Linked DNA regions of Homo sapiens: region 2 is linked to region 1. Evidence: chromatin loops called from intact Hi-C (ENCODE). Cell type or tissue: PC-9. All regions are shown on one strand.

What was found. A loop is a pair of places that touch in the nucleus more often than their neighbours do. Peaks named below come from ENCODE experiments on the same cell type or tissue, not always from the same donor. Only the 100,000 strongest peaks of a DNase experiment are listed, where the experiment ranks them.
Region 2: it touches region 1 in a loop (14-fold over the local background); 8 of 110 quality-filtered maps call a loop at or near these places.

Annotation. Positions count from the first base shown.
Region 1 is chr15:58,255,894-58,263,893 of GRCh38, reverse strand. No RefSeq gene overlaps it. Among named protein-coding and RNA genes, the nearest start is that of AQP9, 120 kb to the right of the region's middle. In PC-9, no CTCF peak of the experiment used is centred here; DNase peaks (open chromatin) are centred at 2,693, 3,113 and 3,513; H3K4me3 peaks cover 884 bases; H3K27ac peaks cover 3,660 bases.
Region 2 is chr15:58,342,434-58,350,433 of GRCh38, reverse strand. No RefSeq gene overlaps it. Among named protein-coding and RNA genes, the nearest start is that of LIPC, 86 kb to the left of the region's middle. RefSeq lists enhancers at 3,469-3,968, 3,969-4,470. In PC-9, no CTCF peak of the experiment used is centred here; DNase peaks (open chromatin) are centred at 1,733 and 3,853; H3K27ac peaks cover 1,983 bases.

The sequences.
Region 1 (8,000 bases):
TACAAAAATAAAAATGAAATTACATTGGAGAACTGTAGGGCCAATTGATTTCTGCAGTTAGTGTATCATGGAAAGTTTTCAGTACTTACATAACTTATTTCATTATTTTTAATGGACACATGGTGTTCCTTTGTCTGGTTGTACTGAGGTGCATTTACTGAGGGCCATTTGGGATGTTTTGGTTTTGGCATCATAGATGATGCTGAAATAAACTTTTCTTATGTACATCTCTGTGTATTTATGTAAGGTCAAAAACTGCTTTATCTCTTGGAACAGAAGTGAATGCATTTGCAGGGGAAAGGATAGAGCGGAGGGAGGCTGGTGCCCTTCTCAGCAGTCAGAAGGCAGTAGATGCTTGGGGCTACTTTAGATACTTGGCCCTAGGAGAATATATCTCCTGAGTCTCAAAACTCTCAATGCCGTGCATACCATGACAGATTCCCTTCACTCCACCCTGTCCTGAACCTTTTGGATTGCAGTACACCAGTCTCCAGAAGGTTAACTTGGAAAGGTTAGGGAAGTGTAGGTTTTTGTTTGTTTGTTTGTTTTATCCCTAGATTGCTTATAAAGTGTAGTATTTTTCAAATTGCAGAGCTGTGACCCATTCATGGATTATGAAATAAAATTAGAGGGTTACAAACAAGCAATTAAAAAATAGGGGACAGAGCGAGACTCTGTCTCAAACAAAACAAAACAAAACAAAAAAGAATAGTACAGAAAATAAGAGTGCATGACATGAAGTAAGTGTAAGTACTGTTTACTCAAAATTTTATTTCAGGTGTGTGTGTATACGTGTATCTGTGTGTGTGTCTTAAGTCAGTTTCCCTAGAAGCAGAGCTCAACAAAACAGATCTGGGTGTGTGTGATCTGGAAAAGTGAGGGGGACCAGCTGGGGCAGGAGAAGGAGCTGAACGAGAGTGTGTGCTCCCAGCGTGATTTCTGGGGCTCTGATGCTTGAGTTGTTCCACAGACCTGGTGCTGCCTTAGGGAAGGGGCCAGACTGTGAACTCCCAGGTCCACCATCAGCTGTGGGCTGTGGGCTGATCTGAAGAGGAGGGGTGCGTAACCTGGAAAGTCAGCTCCTATTCTGCAAGGACAGTTCTCCAGAGGATGAGGCCTCTGTGATCTTCACCCACTGGGGATGGGTGCCCCAGCCTGAATGAGGTTGCCAGTGGTGTCCATTACTGGACGTGACAGACAATGTATTCCTTCTTAGTGTGGGTCATGGCAAAAAAATATTGGAGAAACAGTGGATCTGAAGAACTTAGTCTATCAACCTGTGGTAAAGAAAATGAGGCCTTATCACCATCTTTTCCTGATTTCATTAGACAAAGTCAAGTTCCATATATAATTGGAATTTTGTCCCCATCAGAGAAAAAGAGTCACCATAATTCCTGAATGAATCCCGAGTGGGAAAGAAATGCAGAAGAGGTTCTTAATAAGTTAAGCTTAAGCCTTAAGGCCCAGGAGATATCTCAGGAGGCTTAGCGCCTCTCCTGGCTTGGAGCAAACCACCCTGGAGGTGAGGTAGGTGGGATCTTAGGGGACCTTGAACCCCACAAGAAGCATGACACGTGTTCAGGGAGCATGAATTTTACTCAGCTAAATATTTTAAAACTTGGTGGTTTTTTTTACGACCATGAATATAAGATGCAACAGAATGTGAAATTCACATGAACTTTTTAAGATGAAGAATAAAATTACAAAGAGATTTCAGATTATAGGTTGCCATTTTGGACTATTCTCCTAGGCTTTCAGAGGTTCTTATTCATTTGCTTCTGCAGTTAGGCAGTCAAGGAGAAAATTAAGAAAAGCAGTAGTTAGAGTCATTATTTTTCTCCTTTTAGGAGAGTCCAGTTAACTTGGTAAGCTGGGCTCTGAATCCTCCAGGCTCTGAACAGATGACATTCATCCAATAGACAGTCTTGATAACCAATCCTAAAATATCAGAACCATCTGGTCAGTCAAGAGATGGTTATTAAGCACCAGTGAGGTGCTAGCACTGGGGTTAAAATGATGAAGAAGACAGACCATCCTGCTCTGATGGGCCGTTCTGGTCAGGGGAGACAGGCAAAACCAAATAAATAATGTGGTAGTCGTTAGAACTGCGCACCAAACCTTTGGGCTTTCTGGGTTGAGTTAACTCATGCCATCTTTGCTGGCATGAGTTAGGAGGACACATCACTGAGGCCCTCCGGGATGGACCCTTGACCAGTTCTGGCCAATGAGTGGTGAGTGGAAGTGTGGTGCCCTTCTGGGCTGAGCAGTTTGTGCAATGCTCTCTAAAGCTTTCTTTTCCCTCTGGCACCACGACCAGGGCAGTGCTCCATACAGTCGCTGCCCATCAGCCTGGTCCCTGAGCCGAGCCTCCTAGCCAGCCCACAAAGCACGTGTGGTGTGAAAAAGCTAGAAACTTTTACTGTTTAAGCTCCTGAGATTTGAGGGTTGTTTATGATTGCACTTTAATGTACACCACCTTGCCTGATATAAACCAACAAATAAAAATAAGTTCTGATAACTGCTATGAATAAAATGAACAGGTTGCTAATAGCACATGACAGAGGGTGGCCTACAGGGTCAGGAAATGCTTCTGTGAAGACATGAAATGTAAGTTGGGACCTAATCCATCCAGGTCATGGGCATTTCCATCATTGTTGTGCTCTATTACTGAGAGGAGTGAAGTAGCCCTTGAGTCATAGAACCAGGACAGGCAGGAAATAGGAGACATAAACTTGCTCAAGGGTACGCAGCTAATTGCTGGCAAAGCTGGTGCTCTAACAGCAGCATCTGGGCTTGGGTCCAGGCCCTTGTCTCTTGGGCTGCCCCAAAGGCAAGTGAGGTGTCTAGGGTGCAACACTGAAAGAGACACGCTGTCTGTGCCTACCCTGCTTTTGCATGACCTGAGAGTTGGTGCCTCACTATATGTTGCACCCTGGAGACTCATTCTTAAACAGGCACTCATCCTCAGGGTCACACAAGGGTGAGGAGGATACTGAAAGGGTGCCTCCTTAAATATTGTACCCTAAGCATCCTGCTGGCATCACCCCAGTCCCAGCTCTGTCCACACCATTGTTGTTAGTGACAATAACAAACAGGCACACAACATTCAGGTGACTGTGGCTGTGTCCTTGGCATTCTGGGTGTGTCTGCTGATCTGATCTGAAAATAGCACTACCCTTATTGAGATCCTGTGACAGACACAGCACAGCACTTCAAGACAGCAAAGTGCAGTTTTTGATCTGCCAAAAATTGGCTTTCCAAAGCCATTGGTGGGCAACCAAGTAAGGAGACGAGGGAGTGAGTTTCAGGAGTTTTAGGAAGATGGGGACTGGCCTGTGCCCATCTTTCCCCTTGGCAGGGTAAAAGCCATTCATCTACTCTGAAAAGGGTGCTTTCAGTTGCAGGGAAGGAATTTAATGAAATGCATTCCCAAAAGGTGTCGATGACTAACAGCACCCTCTTTCCTGGAAGCCGGTTTGGTAAACAATAGGAGAGGCCAGCAGATGGTCTTTATGGAGCAGCTCCTGTATGCGGACACTGGGCTGGTGCTTCATAAACGTTGAATCTCATTTATGTCCTCTGGCACGATGAGGTTGGTGGTTAGTTTTATTATCACCACTGTATTAGTCCATTTTCATGCTGCTGATAAAGACATACCTGAGACTAGGAAGAAAAAGAGGTTTAACTGGACTTACAGTTCCACGTAGCTGGGGAGGCCTCAGAATCATGGTGGGAGGCGAAAGGTGCCTCTCTCACGGTGGTGGCAAGAGAAAAATGAAGAGGAAGCAAAAGCGGAAATCCCTGATAAACGCATCAGATCTCGTGAGACTTACTCACTATTACGAGAATAGCATGGGAAAGACCGGCCCCCGTAATTCAATTACCTCCCCCTAGGTCCCTCTCACAACATGTGGGAATTCTGGGAGATACAATTCAAGTTAAGATTTGAATGGGGACACAGCCAAAACATACTACCCACTTTACAGAGGAAGAACCTATCTCTCTGGGTCTAAATAACTCACCATTTAAACAATTGTGTCTAACTCTTACCCACTTGAGGACAGTGGGCACAGAAAGGGTGAAAACACCTGACTGGTGGCCAGAAGTGCTAACCTGGAGGAGAGGAAAGAGAGCAGAAGAGAAACAAAGCCGCTTACATTACAAGGTTGTCAACCCAGGGTGACTTTACCCTGACTGGGGTAAAATTTACCAACTCTACCACCTCCTGGACCATTGTTGGTAGGAATTTTCTGCCAAGCTTGGTGAATAAGTGGGTGTGTTTTCAACAAAAAACCAATGTTTGTATAAATTTTCCGAGGCATGGGAAGTCTCCATTTTGTCACAATCTTATTTCATTCCTTTTTACCAAGGTAGAATTTATAAATCATGGAACTCACCCGTTGTAAATGGATGATTTGTAAATTTATAAATTTACAAATTTATAAATTTATACAGCTGTATATTTGTAAATTTATACAGCTGTACAGCTGTCACCACTGCTTTGCTCCAAAAATTCCCCATGATGCCTCACACTCCCTTTCCTACCTGCCCCTCCCCTACCCCTCCCCACCCCCACTTCAGCCAATTTCTGCTTTCTGTATCTATAATTTTGCAGTTGGTAGACATTTCTTATAATGGAATCACATATGTAGCCTTTTATGTTTGGTTCCCTCACACAGCGTAATGTTTCTGAGTTTCGACTATGTTGTTGCTGAGTTCCATTCTGTGGATACACCACGTGCTATGGTTTGAATGTTTGTTGTCTCCTTTGAAATTCATGTTGAAACTTGATCCCCCACGCAACAGTATTAAGAAATTGAGCCTTCAGGAGGTGATTAAGCCATAAGGGCAGAGCCGTCATGGTTGGGATTAGTACCTTATGAAAGGGCTGGAGGGAACTAGGTAGGGATCTTTTGTTTTTTTGTTCCTTCCGCCATGTGAAGACACAGCATTACTGCCATCCAGAAGTCACAATGACAAGGTGCCAGCTTAGAAGTAGAGATTGAGCCCTCATCAGACACCAAATACCATCATCTTGGTCTTGGACTTCCAGACTCCAGAACTGTGAGAAATAAATTTCTGTTGTTTATACATTACTCAGTGTCAGGTGTTTTGTTATAGAAGCACAAATGGACTAAAACACCACACTTTTAAATCCCTTCACTAGTTGATGGACATTTGGATTACTTCCAGAGTTGAACTATTATGCCTAATGCTGCTGTGAACATTCATGTACAAATCATGTACAAATACAAACATGTTTTTATTTCTCTTGGGTACATACCTAGGAATGGAATTGTGGGTTGTGTGGTGGGTGTATATTTAACTTTGTAAGAAAGTGTCAAACTTTTTCCAAAGACACTGCAACTGTTTCACATTCCCACAGTGCGTATGAACGTTCCAGTTTTTCCACATCCTTGTAAACACTTGGTACCATCGGACTTCTTGGTTATAGACATTTAGTGGATGGTATCTCACTGTGGTTTTAATTTGCACTTCCCTAGAGTCTACTGGTGTTGAACATCTTTTCACATTTTTATTAGCCATTCATACATCTTTGGTAAAATATTTATTCAAATCTTGACTCATTATTAAATTTTAAGATTCTTTTTTGTTTGTTTGTTTCTGAGACGGAGTCTTGCTCTTTCTTCCAGGCTGGAGTGCAGTGACATGATTTTGACTCACTGCAACCTCTGCCTCTCAGGTTCAAGCGATTCTTGTGCCTCAGATTCCCAAGTAGCTAGGATTACAGGTGTGTACTATCATGCCCGGCTAATTTTGTATTTTTGATGTTTCAGCCAGATGCTTCTTGTCAGCGCAGGTCCACTGTGTCTGCTCCTTGACTCAGTGGAAGCAGTTGCCCAGCACTAGCCTTCATACACTTGGAAGCAGCTGAGCCCATATCATCCCCGTTTCTAAATAGCTTTGGCTCCTTTTGCGCCTGGAGGCTGTCTCTGCCCCTTTCAGTGCTTGCACTGCTTCCTGACACTAATGTCCTGTACATGGCAGGTGCCACTTGGTGTTTCAACATTATATCTTTGAAAGCAGGGGACGGCTGGGAACATATCATTGGATGGATTTCCCAGAGGATGCTGGAGGGAAAACTATTGCTGATTTCCATTCCAATTTGTCAAGCAATACAGCTGGAATCGTTAGGCCTTTTGTGTCCCAGGAGTCTCTTGGGGATCAGGCCAGGGCAGAGAGGATCTGTGAGAAAAGGATAGGCAGGAAAACCCAAAAAAATCATACTTGTCACTCACTTATACACACACAGAGTTGAAGCTTTATCCTCTCATTGTACTTTTGGCTCAACTGTAATATCTGTTCTTTTTTGCCAGGTCCTGAAAAGGTTGCATCAGCCCTTTAGCCATTACCTGCCTCTTGATGAAGCGTCAGAGCAGGTGTGCATACACCTGCCAGCACAGAAAAACCTTAACGTAAAGTTGAATACAAAAAGAAAGAGTCAAAGTAAGCTCTATATCCTAATATGAATAACTGGAATAAAAACACAATGTGTTTTACATAACAGCACTGTGTATTTTACAGGTGAATGTACTTGTACTCAGGTCATAGATCAACCACAGAACAGGTGACTTGTGGAAGGTAGGAAATTGGACTGGGGGCTCTGTGTTAGTTTTCTGTGGCTGCTGTAACCAAATTACTACCAACTGGATTGCTTCAAATGACACATTGATTTTTTCACTGTTTTGAAGGCCAGAAGTTTGAAATCTGTTTCACTGGGCAGCAGTCAAGTGTTGGCAGGGCCAGCTCCCTCTGGAGGTCCTAGGATAGAATCCATTCCTTGATTCTTCCAGCTTCTGGAGGCTGCCAGCATTCCTTGTCTTGTGGGCCACATCACTCCAGCCTTCAAGGACAGCATCTTAAAATCTCTTTCTGCTCTGTCTTCACATTGCCTTCTCTATGTGTGTCAGATATCTCTCTGCCTCCAAAATCTCGCTGAACATGTTAAGAATCACCCGGATATAAAATTCTAGGTTGGCAACCATCTTCCCTTAGAATTTTGAAGGCATGACTCTGTGTTCTAGCTATAAGTGTTTCTGTTGAGAAACCCAATGACATTCTGATTTTGAATCTTTTGTATAAACATTCTGCCCCCCACCCTCGGAAGTGTATAAAATCTCTCTATCCTTTTTGCCCTAAGCTTTCAGATGATATGCCTTTCAGATGATATGCCTTTTTTCACCCATTTTGCTGATACTTGATGGGTACACTCGATTCATGCCCTTCCCTTCTAGGAAATTCTCTAGAAATTCCTATTTAATGATGCTCTCTCTCCCTCTTTTTTTATGTTTCTCTCTCTTGGACTTGTAGACTAATTGTTTAGATTTCATATTTTTCTCCTATTTTTTTATCACTTTGTCTTTTTACTTTATTATTTCTTCAGCTTTATTTTCCAATCCTTCTATTGGGTTTATAATTTCTGGTATCATATTTTTAACTTAAATTTTTTTGTTGTTGTTCTTTGACATTCCTTTGATAGAGCATCCTGCTCCTGTTTCACAAATGCAGTACGTTATCTCCCTGAGGCTACTCTGACAACTTTAGTTGTTCAAGTTTTCTTCTCTCTGCATAGTCTCTTTCCTCTAAGTTGTTTTTCAATAATTTTTGGGGGGCCTGTCTCAGAGGGAGAGTTTCCTCAAATGTGTGATGGTTCTTGTCCCACTTTCAGAGTGGGACATTGAAAAGCTCGTCAGATTTAAGTCTCCAGATTAGATGTTTCTGATCCTCTTCCTGGAGAAAATAAACTTCCACTCTGGGTCTGGGAGATGAGGAGAGGAAGAGAGCTGGAATCTGACATTCACAGTGTCAATGTCCATTGAATCCTATGTTTCAGTTCTATCCCCCGTCTTCAGCAATGCCTGGTGTTCTTCCTGTAGAGATTGTAGGTTACACCCTTTATCGGCAAAAACCACTGGTCTTTTGCTGGAGAGCAGCAATCGTCTGGCTGGTCAATGAGGGATATAGAATCTGGGGCTGTA
Region 2 (8,000 bases), 87 kb before region 1:
CAAACTTCTGGAAAGACAGTGGACCTTGGGTGATATTTGTGTGTAAAGAAGCTGATGAAGCTGATGCACTGCGGGCTGAGGTGGAGGGGTAACCCACTTTCTTATTTTTCCCTGGGTGCAAATTCTTTAGAAAACAGCCAAAGTCATAATAAAAGGGGAGTACTGATGAAGATGTGGGAAGACTGACATTTTCGTATTTTGCTTTTGGTGGGGGTTGGATTTCTAATTTCAGAAAGTAATTTGGTAATATCTATTTTAAAAAGAACACATCACCATTTCCAAGCAATTCCATTTTTGTAGATTTTCTTCAGAAAAGAAAGGTCCCTTGTGTAAGGATGTATCTATAAAAATGCTTAATCCAGTAATGTGTGTAGTAGCCAAGACATAAATCAAATAAACCACAACACAGCAGAAAATAATTGGAGTATTCATTAAATCGGAAATAATGGAATAAAATATCAAGTTCACACTACACACTGGGATGTAGCTACTTAAAAAGAGTTTGATCTGTATGCATTGACTTGCAGGAGTTAAATGGAAAAAGTAGGATGTAGAGTCATATGTGTAGATAACCCTGTTTTAAAGAAAATAAAACTATAGACATTTAAGGAACGATAAATATCAACATTTGTTTCAGTTGCCACAAGCGTGAGTTACTTTACTGATTAAAAATTGATAAGAAAAAATTAAGGCTGGGCACAGTGGCTCAACGCCTGTAATCTCGGCACTTTGGGAGGCCCGAGGCGGGTGGATCACCTGAGGTTTGGAGTTCGAGACCAGCCTGACCAACATGGCGAAACCTCACCTCTACTGAAAAAAAAAAATAGCCAGGCATGGTGGTGGGTGCCTGTAATCCCAACTACTTGGGAGGCTGAGGCAGGAGAATCGCTTGAACATGGGAGGCGGAGGTTGCAGTGGGCTATCGCGCCATTGCACTCCAGCCTGGGCAACAGAGCAAGACTCCATCTCAAAAAAAAAAAAAAAAAAAGAAAAAGAAAAATTTAAGTCTGGGCGCAGTGGCTCACTGCTGTAATCCCAGGACTTTGGGAGTCCAGGGTGGGTAGATCATGAGGTCAGGAGATCGAGACCAGCCTGGCCAACATGGTGAAACCCCCTCTCTACTAAAAATACAAAAATTAGCTGGGCGTGGTGGTGCATGCCTGTAATCCCACCTACTGGGGAGGCTTAGGCAGGAGAATCACTTGAACCTGGGAGGTGGAGGTTGCAGTGAGTCAAGATTGTGCCATTGCACTCCCGCCTGGGCGACAGAGTGAGACTCCATCTCAAAAAAAATAAATAAATAAATAAAAGAAAAAGAAAAGAAAAGAAAAATTTTAAAGGAAAAAATGAAAACACCTTGTTCCCTCCATCAAAACAAAGGGATTCATCAACCCAAATTGGGCCCTGGAGTTTCCGGGAAATATGCAGCATTTAGTCATGAGTGAGTGTCCACAGCTGGACACCTGAGCCTGGGGCAGCCAGGGGCTGGAGCCGCTCTTCTGTGGCTTTGGCTTCTCCTCACCTTTGATGAGAAAGTTCTCTTCCCTCCCCATATGTCAGTTCATCAACATTAGAAAGATATTCTAGACTATAGTTATAATATTTACACAGAATCAAATAGAAAAAAATTTGAAAAAAAAATGTCTGGCTTGTATTCCCCTTCAATGATCTCAATTACTTCCTGTTTAGCACCTGCTACTTTATCCTGTATCATATAGCAAATTTCTTCTTGTTTGCAAATGACTCAGCCAATCTCTTCTTGCCTCATCCTGGTGTCCCCCATCTCACTTGTGTTTAGAGTCTCAAAAAGACATAAGGCCTTGGCTTGATTGAAAGAACATATGACACAGAGCTTGATTGCCATGGATTCAATAGGGAATGAATCCCTGTCCCTGCTGAATATTCTCTCCAGCACTATGGAGGTCCCCTGTAGAGGCTGCACCTGTCATTGCTTCAAGAATTCTGGCCTTCTCTTGGCCATGTTCACCACTTTTGAGCACAAGGTTTTGGTGCTTTTTCTCAGGAATACTTTGCATTATCCCTGTTTTCTGCTATCAACCAAGGCCAGAGACAGGGAGCTTCTCAGCGTAGCACAAAGCAGTGGTTGTGGCAGGGAGGGAGGGTCAGGTGCAAAGTGTTTACTGACTCTTCTCTGGTTTCATCTTTCCACTGTAGAAATAGCTTAGGGAGTGGGGGAAGGTGGCAACACAGTAGGTATTGAGTAGGTAGCAGCAGACAATGTGAAATACCAAACAGTGAGAACTTGAGGCACAAAACTGAATCTGGAGAGTGTGGAAGGCCTGGATTGAACCTTGCAATGCAGATGTAGGAATCTTTTTTTTTTTTTTTTTAATACTTTAAGTTTTAGGGTACATGTGCATAACGTGCAGGTTTGTTACATATGCATACATGTGCCATGTTGGTATGCTGCACCCATTAACTTGTCATTTACATTAGGTATATCTCCTAATGCTATCCCTCCCCCCACCCCACCCCACAACAGGCCCCAGTGTGTGATGTTCCTCTTCCTGTGTCCAAGTGTTCTCATTGTTCATTTCCCACCTGTGAGTGAGAACATGTGGTGTTTGGTTTTTTGTCCTTGAGATAGTTTGCTGAGAATGATGGTTTCCAGCTTCATCCATGTCCCTACAAAGGACATAAACTCATCATTTTTTATGGCTGCATAGTATTCCATGGTGTATATGTGTCACATTTTTTTAATCCAGTCTATCATTGTTGGACATTTGGGTTGGTTCCAAGTCTTTCCTATTGTGAATAGTGCCACAATAAACATACATGTGCATGTGTCTTTATAGCAGCATGATTTATAATCCTTTGGGTATATACCCAGTAATGGGATGGCTGGGTCAAATGGTATTTCTAGTTCTAGATCCCTGAGGAATCACCACACTGACTTCCACAATGGTTGAACTAGTTTACAGTCCCACCAACAGTGTAAAAGTGTTCCTATTTCTCCACATCCTCTCCAGCACCTGTTGTTTCCTGACTTTTTAATGATTGCCATTCTAACTGGTGTGAGATGGTATCTCATTGTGGTTTTGATTTGCATTTCTCTGATGGCCAGTGATGATGAGCATTTTTTAATGTGTCTGTTGGCTGCATAAATGTCTTCTTTTGAGAAGTGTCTGTTCATATCCTTCGCCCACTTGTTGATGGGGTTGTTTGTTGTTTCTACCTGACTTTAAACTATACTACAAGGCTACAGTAACCAAAACAGCATAGTACTGGTACCAAAACAGAGATATAGACCAATGGAACAGAACAGAGCCCTCAGAAATAATGCCACACATCTACAACTATCTGATCTTTGACAAACCTGACAAATACAAGAAATGGGGAAAGGATTCCCTATTTAATAAATGGTGCTGGGAAAACTGGCTAGCTATATGTAGAAAGCTGAAACTGGATCCCTTCCTTATACCTTATACAAAAATTAATTCAAGGTGGATTGAAGACTTAAATGTTAGACCTAAAACCATAAAAACCCTAGAAGAAAACCTAGGCAATACCATTCAGGACATAGGCATGGGCAAGGACTTCATGTCTAAAACACCAAAAGCAATGGCAACAAAAGCCAAAATGGACAAATGGGATCTAATTAAATTAAAGAGCTTCTGCACAGCAAAAGAAACTACCATCAGAGTGAACAGGCAACCTACAGAATGGGAGAAAATTTTTGCAATCTACTCATCTGACAAAGGGCTAATATCCAGAATCTACAAAGAGCTCAAACAAATTTACAAGAAACAAACAGATGTAGGAATCTTAAGAATGCAACCCTGGAAAGGTTCCCCATGGGCATGAAGAATCCTGATTACTCAATTGCTTTGGGTGCCATCTCAACATGATACCCACAAGGAGCCCAGCCCTCCTCTGCCTCAGCGTTGAATTCCTAGGAAGCACAGGCAGCCCCAGCCACTCTGCAGGCCCTTGGGGTCCAGCCCACACCATTTGCAGCTCCTCGCTGCCCTTTATTTGCCTGCACACACTGCAGTAAAGGCTCCCTCCTCACACAATGGCCTGTGGGTATCTGCGGTTTGGGACCTCTGTGATGGCTAATTTAAGGCATCAACTTGACTGGGTTAAGTGATACCCAGATAGCTGGTAAAGCATTATTTTGAGGTAAGCCTGTGAGGGTGTTTCCCGAAGAGACTGGCATTTGTGTCAGTGCACTGAGTAAGGGAGATTCAGCCCCACCCAATGTGGGTGGGCACCATCCAATTGGCTGAGGGTCTGGATAGAACAAAAAGCCAGAGGAAAGGCAAATTCTCTCTCTCACTTTTTCTTGGAGCTGGGGTAGGAAATCTTTCAGCTCTCCTGCCCTTGGACATCAGAGCTCCAGGTTCTCTGGCCTTTGGATTCTGGGACTTGCACCAGCGTTCCCTGGGTTCGTAGGCCTTCAACCTCGGATTGAGGGTTACACTGTCTCAGTCCTCCATATTATAGTCAGCCTCCATAATTGCATGAGCTAATTCCCCAATACATTCCCTCTCATCTCTCTCTCTCTCTATCTATACACACACACACACACACACACACACACACATATATATATATATACACACACACATATATATATATAGTTGGTTGTGTTTCTCTGGAGAATCCTGACTGATACAGACCGCTAACTCTCCCTACTCTCCTCTACGTTGTTCAAGTCACTAACTCTTTGCAGAGGGCACAGCTTCCAGGTTTTCCTCCCATAAATCCCACTGCCAAGGGCCAGCGCATCCTCTCCAATGCTCAGCTTTGGCTCTTGAGACCCAGGACTTAATCCGAGGGTTCCAGTCCTTCACAGTGCTTGATGCCCTATTGTTAATGGTGGAAGAGGTCTGAGTTACCCTGAGTTACCAGCGGGGAATCCGTACACACCTGCAGCAACTTCAATTCTTCCTCCTCAAAAGAAAGAATTCAACTGAGGGGCCGAAAGCAGAAAAAGAGACCAAGATGAGTTCCAGGGCAGGAGTGGAAGTTTATTAAAAAGGCTTTAGTACAGGAAAGAAAAGAAAGAACCCTTGGAAGAGATCCAGGTGGGCACTTGAAGGTCAAAGAGAAAAAAAGAAGCTTAAATGCCCCTTTTAGCTGTGATCCTAGGACTTTTATAGGCTCGCCTCTTTCCCATGATTCTTCCCCTAGGGTGGCTTTCTGCATGCGCAGAGCCCTCCTTACCCTTGGGAAGTGAGCACACCCAATGTGTTTAGGAAGTTTTATGCATGCTCATCTGAGGCTTTCTTCCTTTTTCTGGTGGAGTGTAGCCGGAATATTATACTTTGCCATTTTTGTCTCTAATGTGCATGTCCAGGAAGTTTCTTCTCCCTGGGGTCTGTCTTTAATTAAAACTTCAATGTTAAAAGGTATGGACCATCAGAAAATGTCCTCTCCCCAGCTGGCTGCCAATTTGTCACTTTTAGAGAGGTCATGTGATCATTGCCAAACCATCACCTGACATTTCTAGTGCACGGGGGTAGAGCCTGCTCCTGCCCCACTCATGCCTAACTACCTATAACACTACTTGAGTATTTGTCTACATTAAGTCATTTATTTATGGAAGGAAATAATGTATACAGTGGTCCATTTCCAAGATAAAGTGCCCTGAGTCAGCTTAGGTCAGCAAACTACAGAAGAAACAGGATATACTAGGCCCTGCTTGGATAGCCAATGCCTGCTTGTCGGGCCCCACTCCCTTAGGTGCCCTCACCCAGACCAAAGAAGTTTAGTCTAAAATGAAGTTTACTAACTTGCAAAGTAGCTCGCTTTGCCTGTTCTTATCAGCCTGCCCAGCTAACTAGGTCATAATTCAAATACTTGAAAAGCCCCTGAGCTAACTAAGATTGCAATGCATTGTGGGCTGCAACAAAATGCAGCAAGAAAACCCTAAAGAAAACACCTAAAGCCACTTACTCAACAATCAATAGGCAACATCTGGGAAGATTGTGACCCACATAGTACTCAGCCTATGAGGAACTGCGGGAGGGACCTGCATACTAGGGCATAAATTGCTTGTTGTAACTGTGCTGGGTATGTCTGCCCACCAGACACTCGATCTTGCAAGATCATCATTAAAAAGTCTTGCTTCTGCTGTTCTCCAGGTCTCTGAGTCTATTCTTTGGGTTTGGATGGGTGTGTTTGTTTCTTACATTTACTCAAAAGCATTCAGAATATGTCCTATGTGTTTGGTACCAAAGGATATACAGATGACAAAGGATATACAAATGACAAAGACATGTATCCCTGCCCTTGAATTGCTTACAGCCTAGTAGGAAACAATAAAAAAAGAGTGATTAGGATATCTTCCTAACTTCAGGGCTAGCATGTCCCCTACTTCATCCTTGTGGGAGCTTCGAGACTTTTGGTAAGCCAAGCTCTTTGACCGTGGCCATTCCAGATTACCTGGTGCTTATTTTCAGTTCTAGCTCCAGGAAGCCTTCATGCTTCCAGCAAATAGAATTAAAACATTCCAGCCTAACCCCATTCTCCTGTTCAGTTTTTTTGTTCTCAGCAACAAGCCTTCTTTCTCATGTTCTTCCCTTCTTTTCCAGAGACAATCTACTTTGCAATTTTCTCAGGAAATTTGGAGAGAGGAGCCAGGGACCTCCAATTTCTTTCTTTGAAGAATCTTCCCCAGGAGATGGTTCAGAATAGGTGTGTACATGAAAGAGAATCCTCCCTAATCTTCCCTTCCACCTACCCCATATCACAACCGACATTGGATTCCTCAAACTGGGCAAGCTACATGCTTTCAGAGACCTGGACACATTACACGGAAGAGGGATTCCCCTCATTTTGGCCATCATGAACCCATTAGAGGAAATTGAAAGCTGAATTACACTACAGCCACTTAGGAAAGAATAATGAGAAGGAATAATGAAAGTTCTTTTAATAAGGTGACAGCAAAGTGTCTCCAGCCTTTTTTTTCTTAACATTTTTTATGTTTTACTTTTGCCTCACTTTGCATTTCAATATTCTGAATTTACATAAATAAAAAACCCCTAGCTTTGCTTTTGCATGTGCTGGGAGCTTTGCTGACTGTAGGCTTGGAATCTTTTCATTTATGAAAAGCATTCATTGAAGTTCCACTCTAATGATTCTTGGAAAGCTCAGGGGTTAACAGCCAGGAGGAAAAAAACCAGATAAAACAAAGTTAGGTTCACAGGAAGGACTCAAGATTGGAAGACAGTGCTGGAATTCTGAGCTTGTGTGGACATCAAATCATCATCCCATTCCAATCCATTATTTGTTTATTCATGCACTCATTTATTCAACAAGCATTTAAAACACCTCTGATGGGCCATTTATAGCAGGTAAATCTCTCCTTTGCCCAGAGATAGGAAATTATTTAAGGAAAATCCTGCAAATTTAATTTTCCTTATATTAAAAATTGTGAAAAATATGCAGAGGCTGATTGATGTTTATATGGTGTACATAGTGTTTACTGTGTGCCAAGCGCTGTTCTAAATGCTTTACCCATATTATTTTATCAGCCCTTTATGCACATTCTATTCTTATTCCCATTTTACAGATGAGACAAACGAAGCATTAACAAGGCCACAGAGCTAGAATGGTAGAGCTGGGATTTGAAGGTGCTCAATTTGGCTCCAGGGTTCATTCTTTTAAACATTCAGCACACTCCCTCTGTAAAGTCGCTGAAGAGTCTGCCTTAAGAACAGTGCTTCTGGGGGCTCCATCAGGCACAGCAGCTTCAGGAGTCTGAGGGAAGTGCTGGGGCTATGATTCAGGATCCTGGGGAGCTCTGCATGGGTCACAGCGCCGAAGGAAGTTCTAAGGGCTGTCGTCCCTGATTTGTGATTGCTTCTAAAATGCCAGAGTTTGACTATGGTATCATCATGGGCTAATTCCTCGGTAAAACACACTGTCTCTCTGTGTGTGTGTGTGTGTGTGTGTGTGTAAGAAGCATAGGGAAAGGAGATCATTGGGCTGAAAAAAAACATGTAGTCCAATATTTCCTAAACTTTAATGCG